Linked DNA regions of Homo sapiens: region 1 is linked to region 2. A link is a loop called in an ENCODE intact Hi-C map of the cell type or tissue named here. Cell type or tissue: PC-3. All regions are shown on one strand. Each heading gives the region's core, and the rest is flanking DNA. Links, peaks and the distances in the headings are about the cores only.

Evidence for each region. Peaks named below come from ENCODE experiments on the same cell type or tissue, not always from the same donor. Only the 100,000 strongest peaks of a DNase experiment are listed, where the experiment ranks them.
Region 1: a loop joins it to region 2, with 11 times the contacts of the local background. A loop is called at or near these places in 4 of 110 quality-filtered maps.

What each region holds. Positions count from the first base shown.
Region 1 is chr7:143,002,197-143,005,111 of GRCh38, forward strand. No RefSeq gene overlaps it. Among named protein-coding and RNA genes, the nearest start is that of OR9A2, 23 kb to the right of the region's middle. In PC-3, for the core only: CTCF peaks have their summits at 1,442 (motif pointing left) and 1,647; no DNase peak of the experiment used is centred there; H3K4me3 peaks cover 1,274 bases; H3K27me3 peaks cover 435 bases.
Region 2 is chr7:142,782,179-142,785,093 of GRCh38, forward strand. It overlaps TRB. Among named protein-coding and RNA genes, the nearest start is that of PRSS2, 13 kb to the left of the region's middle. In PC-3, for the core only: CTCF peaks have their summits at 1,307 (motif pointing left) and 2,170; a DNase peak (open chromatin) is centred at 1,323; H3K4me3 peaks cover 519 bases; H3K27ac peaks cover 355 bases.

The DNA.
Region 1 (2,915 bases), core at 163-2,662, 220 kb after region 2:
TGGATAATGGAAGCCCTGCATAAATTCTAAGCAAAGTGGCAGAAAGCACTTTCTAACCCACCATCCTGCCTCGAGGGAGGGCAAAGACTGATGTTAATGTCTTTGCTGACCTCTTCTGGCAAATCTGAAGTTAGCCAGAAGATGGAAGATTTGATTGGTTATTTTTTTCACTTCGATTTCATATGATCACAAAGTCCCTGGGTTTGCCTGATTCGCCTGTTTGAAAAGATTTTTCAATATCCCAGAAGTTGTTTTTAAAGTCCACACTTTCTTTAACCTCTCAGTATTCTTCTTTTCTTCCTCCTCTTTTATAAAATATTCAAAGCTTTATCTCCCTTCCTTCTCTCACATTTTTGGCTGTTCAAATATCTCTTATCCACCATTATCTTCCCCAATTGACTTTATTTCTGAGCTCCAAATTCATGCAGTCCTTGGAAACAGGGCAAATAAATGGGAAGTCAGTTTGCATGTGAAAACTGATCAGCTTGGCTGGAACAGTTTCAGTGGACAGTGGCAAGGAGAATCCAACTTGCTGCGGATTAAAAAAAAATGCATGGGAAGTATGGAAATAATAACAGTGGGTATGTACTTGTATTTCAAAAGCTTTGCAGGAAAGGAGATATAAGATTGGATGGTAACGTAATGGTTAAACAAGGATAAGAAAAGGGCATTCGTTCATTCATTCACTCATTGTTTAGGGTGTGCAGTGGCCCTGCAAATGCCCCTCTCACATCTCTAACGACAGGGAGCATAGCTGACTGGCAGCCCTAGCTGCTATGCTCCAAAATCCTTCTCATGTCTTAGTTAGGTCATGCTTCCCACAGACTGCTCCTAGCTAATGACTGTGGCTGGCAGGGAGCCACTCAGGTAAGCAATGTAAACTCAAGAAGAACTCGGTGCACTTGTTGGACTTTGTTAGAGCTGCACTGCAATCGCAGACTCTTCCACTCAGTCTTCCCACCTTGACTCTCTCCTTCATAATGCTCACGCCCCCATCACTATCTGATGGCTCTCGCTGCCTTCCCAATGCCAGGCTTCTTCCTTCTTCTCCCTCTGTATTTTCCCAAAGAAATTGCTCAGACTTCTGATCCTGCTGGGTGTCTCCTTCTTGGAAGACTCAGCCTACCACAGAGTGGAATAGCCTGGAGCAGGTTTGTAGGGTAAGAGTAGAGGTGAGAAAAGAGTGCTTTACTTCCCATTTCTCAATTGCAGATTTCTTCCCAAATTTTCTAGTCTTTGTCTGTCTGCCAGACTGGTGTGCTGCTGTCTTGCTACACCTTCCCGTCTTTGCATTTTCCTGATGTGACCCTTTACCTTGTCCCAATTCTGAACTTTCTATCTAGCTTTCAACCTAGGTAGACCAAAGGCATCTGAGCAACATCGGTGTACTCCGAGGAAGGCAGCCATCTTCTCCTAGGGTTTTGTTTCGGCTGCTGAAATATTGCCCTCTTGTGGTTGCCTCTATAATGACATATGAAAATTAACATTTTCATATGTCATAGAATTTCAAGGCCACAAGAAATAGGCATTTAGTACCAAAATAATTTAAAGAAGTGCCAGACACAGATCTGTAAGACATTAAAAATGCCATGACAATCCATTGGCCTTTGTTTCACCAGCAACCCATGCTATAAAGAAAAAGAGTGTTTACTAGAGGGAGGAAATTCACGGGAGTAGAGTTTTATAGCTCCTTCTCCCACATGCCCTAGGCAAGGAAAGGCCGTCTCCAAGAGGCTTAGGTCCTTTACTTATCCTATAGAAGTTAGGTCTGTTTCTTAGCCACTTCCTGGTTGAACACAAAGTCCCAGAAGACCCACCCTGGTGCCCCTAGGGGAGTGACATGGTGAGAGAAACTCAGGAAGCAATGTAGCCAAACCCAGGTTCAGCTGCTCACTGCTCAAAAGCCCAGCATGAGACACGAATTGGTGGGAGGAAAAGCATGTTCATTCGGAGAGCCAGCAAACCGAGACGATGATGGAATTGCATCTTAAAGTACCATCTTAAGTCGGTACAAATTGTACCCTTTTTATGTTAATGCTGGAGGAGGAGGAGGGGGTTGGGATGGAGAGGTGACCAATGACCTCAGACATCCGGGCACCAGCGAGGGTCTGAGGAGGCGGGGAACTTTCTTGTCTTCGGTCAGGTCATGATGCTCCTATAAATCTTTAACAAAACTTCATGCAATTGTTTACATAAGTCTCCTTTAATCCCAGAGTTAGTTTTTAAAACTACATGATTGCCGTTTTTGCGTAATATCTCAGTGCTCTAAAATTATCCTAGCCTACATGCAGGCATGGGTAAAGGTCCCTGAAACAAAAATGGAGTTAGTTATGTTAGTTCTCTTGCTGTTTCACTGTTACAGCAATGAACACCTACCTTCAGAGTCTGAGAGAGCAAAGAGTCCTCTTGCCTTATTAGTGGGAAGTTATGATAGCAAGCTGGTATTCCTATCATTGATAGGGCAAAAGGGGCCACGTGGATGCCATGGGAATGATGAACCTTGGTGAAGGTTCCTGGCCCAAAAGTGGTACCTCCTCAAATGAGACCCCAGCACTGAGAGGCTGTAAGTTTAACAAGCACAGGAATTGAAGGGGATCACAAGGCAATGTGAAATGCAGGTGTTCCTACAAGGTATCTAAAGAATCCACAAATGCACCCAGTAAGAAAGATACCGTTTGGATGCTTGCCCCGCAAAAGGGCATCAGCAGCTAGGGATGGGACAAACAGCTCCAGGCAAGTGAAGAGACATCATCCCCTTCCCCTTGACCTCCTCTTCCCTGTCTTAATACCATAGGATCCAGGCAAAGATGGGGGATTGGAGTAGATGAGTAAGGAGGAGTGAAAAGAGCAAACCATTTCTGCTCTCCACCTGCAGGTCTCTAAATAGCCAGTCAGCTCTGATCAGTGGAAAAGAA
Region 2 (2,915 bases), core at 146-2,645:
CAAACCTCCCCAAATTGCTCCTGGGGATAACGTCACTATTGTAAAACCTAAGATCAGTGCTTGAGATATTTTAAAGACCCTGCACTTGATGCATCAGCTGGCACAACGCAGATCGATAAACTAGTTCATCTGATCTTGTGGCCCCCACTCAGGAACCGACTCAGCACAAGAAAGCAGCTGGGGTTTCATCTCCAACCCAACGGATCAGCACTCCCGACTCACTGCTTTCCCCTCCGCCCACCAAATTATCCTCTAAAACTCGGATCCTCGAATTCCCGGGGAGACGGCAAGATTTGATTTGAGTAATAGTAAAACTCCAGTCTCCCACACAGTCTGCTCTGGGTGAATTACTCTTTCTCTATGTCAATTCCCCTGTCTTGATAAATCGGTTCTGTCTATACAGCAGGCAAGGTGAACCTATTGGGCAGTTACGATATCTCTCTGAAAACAAGTCACTATTTTTTGTTTGTTTTTGTTTTTGTTTTGTTTTTGAGACAGAGTCTCTCTCTGTCGCCAGGCTGGAGTGCAATGGTGCGATCTCGGCTCACTGCAACCTCCGCCTCCCGGGTTCAAGCTATTCTCCTGCCTCAGCCTCCCAAGTAGCTGGGATTACAGGCAAGCGCCACCACGCCCGGCTAATTTTTTGTATTTTTAGTAGAGACAGGGTTTCACCATGTTAGCCAGGCTGGTCTCGAACTCCTGACCTCAGGTGATCCACCCGCGTCCGCCTCCCAAAGTGCTGGGATTACAGACGTGAGCCACCGCGCCCGGCTTCAGTCACTAACATTTTTACTGACTCTTCTGGCACCATGATTAACCCCGACACGCACTATCGCATGCAATTCTCACAACCCCATGAGGTAGGTATTATTATTGCTCCTAGCTTACAGATAAAGAGACAGAGTTTAAGAGGTTTAGCCACGCTACGGGGCTGCTGGGAGCCCGGCAGTCTGGCCACAGGAGGTCGGTTTCACGGAAGGGCAGGATGTGGCGGCATCTCCTGAATTTAAGGAGTCTTGGGGGCGCGGTGCTTCTCTGTCATTGGGCAACTCATTTTAGCCTCTTGGGGTTTCAGTTCCTCAACTGAGAACAAGGAATTTAGGTTGAAATGAACATGCTGGAAAGCTTTCAAGAATTGCACACGTGAAATGCTCTTTGCGTGTCTCCCGGTCTCCCACCCGCCCCCGACACAGAGGCGCAGGAGTAACCCTGCTCCCTTCCGCGTCCTCGCCCCACCACGAGCTGCGCATTCTTCTCGCCCCCTCAAGTGGCCGAGCTCAGATTGCAGTTACTTAGGTCTAAAAAAATAAGGAAAGGCTGCCCCCTGCTGCCCACATGGATGCATGACCCCAACCTGATACCTGCCTAACTGGTCTTCCTAGCTTTTATGGAAAAAACGCTGCATATGAGCTTGGGCATACCGTCCAGAGAGGCAAAACTGGGACAAACTCCATCGGAATTCTAAAAAACCATGATGCCAAGACAGAGTGGCATTATTATTTATAAGGCCAGTAGGGATGAGGGCCCCCACTAGGTGATTAAAAGACACTAACTTAGAGGATGAATTATTGATAAGTAAACGAGGTGAGTAAGGCAGGAAAACATGCAGAAATAGATCAAAATAAACTGAATATTTCAATTAGGAAAGGTACTGGCAAGAGGCTTTGACACAATCCAATGGATGAAAGCAATCAACTTTTTTTTTTTTTTTTTTTTGACAGAGTCTCACTCTGTCGCCCAGGCTGGAGTGCAGTGACTCAATCTCGGCTCACTGCAACCTCCACCTCATGGGTTCAAGCGATTCTCCTCCCTCAGCCTCCCGAGTAGCTGGGACTACAGGCGCACACCACCATGCCCGGCTAATTTTTTTGTATTTTTAGTAGAGACAGGGTTTCACCGTGTTAGCCAGGATGGTCTCGAACTCCTGACCTCATGATTCGCCCTCCTCGGCCTCCCAAAGTGCTGAGATTACAGGCGTGAGCCACTGCACCTGGCTGCAATCAACTTTTTATGCAGGCATTTGGTAGCATGTTGCGAGGTCCATCACTATTAATGCCGTGAATATACCAAATCCTCTTTTTCTTTCTTCCCTAAGTTCTAAGGGCCATGCCCTGGCACCAAACTTATGGCAGTCCTAGACTACCCTCTGATGTTCACCATGGCTTACCTCTGCCCTGTTCTAGTTGGGGACAAGCTGTGGGTCCCAAGCCTGGCATTGTAACAGAAACGCCCAGGGTAATTTTCTGTTTGTTTATTTAAATAAATAAATAAGTAAACTCAGTCTTGGAGATTTTAACTCAATAGGTCATGAAGACTACTCAGAAATCTACATTTTTCACAGTTGTCCAAGTGATTAAGTCCTCACTGAGCAAATTCAGGACAAGGAAACAACTTCTTACATAAATTCTACATAACTTCATACATAACTTCACACATAAACTTCTTTGGCAAAAAAAATGACTTTGTAAATTAAACAAGTAGGTTTTTAAAGTAGCATATTTTATTTAAAGCCAAATTTTCTTGATTTTTAAAATTAACTTAAGTTTGACTTTCAATAGACAATAGAGCTATATGACTCTAAAATGGAAACAACCCAGTAACGTTGACACTGGGAAATGTAACTTTTACTTCCGCTCTGTTTCTGTCTACTCCACCCATTCTTTCTTTTCTTTTTTTTTTTTTTTTTTTTTTTTTTTGTTTTGATAGAGTCTCACCGTGTCGCCCAGGCTGGAGTACAGTGGCGTGATCTTGGCTCACTGGAACCTCCGCCTCCTGGGTTCAAGTGATTCTTCTACCTCAGCAGCCTCTCAAGTAGCTGGGATTATAGTCACCTGCCACCACGCCCAGCTAATTTTTTTTTTTTTTTTTTTTTGTACTTTCAGTGAAGATGGGGTTTTGCTGTGTTGGTCAGGCTG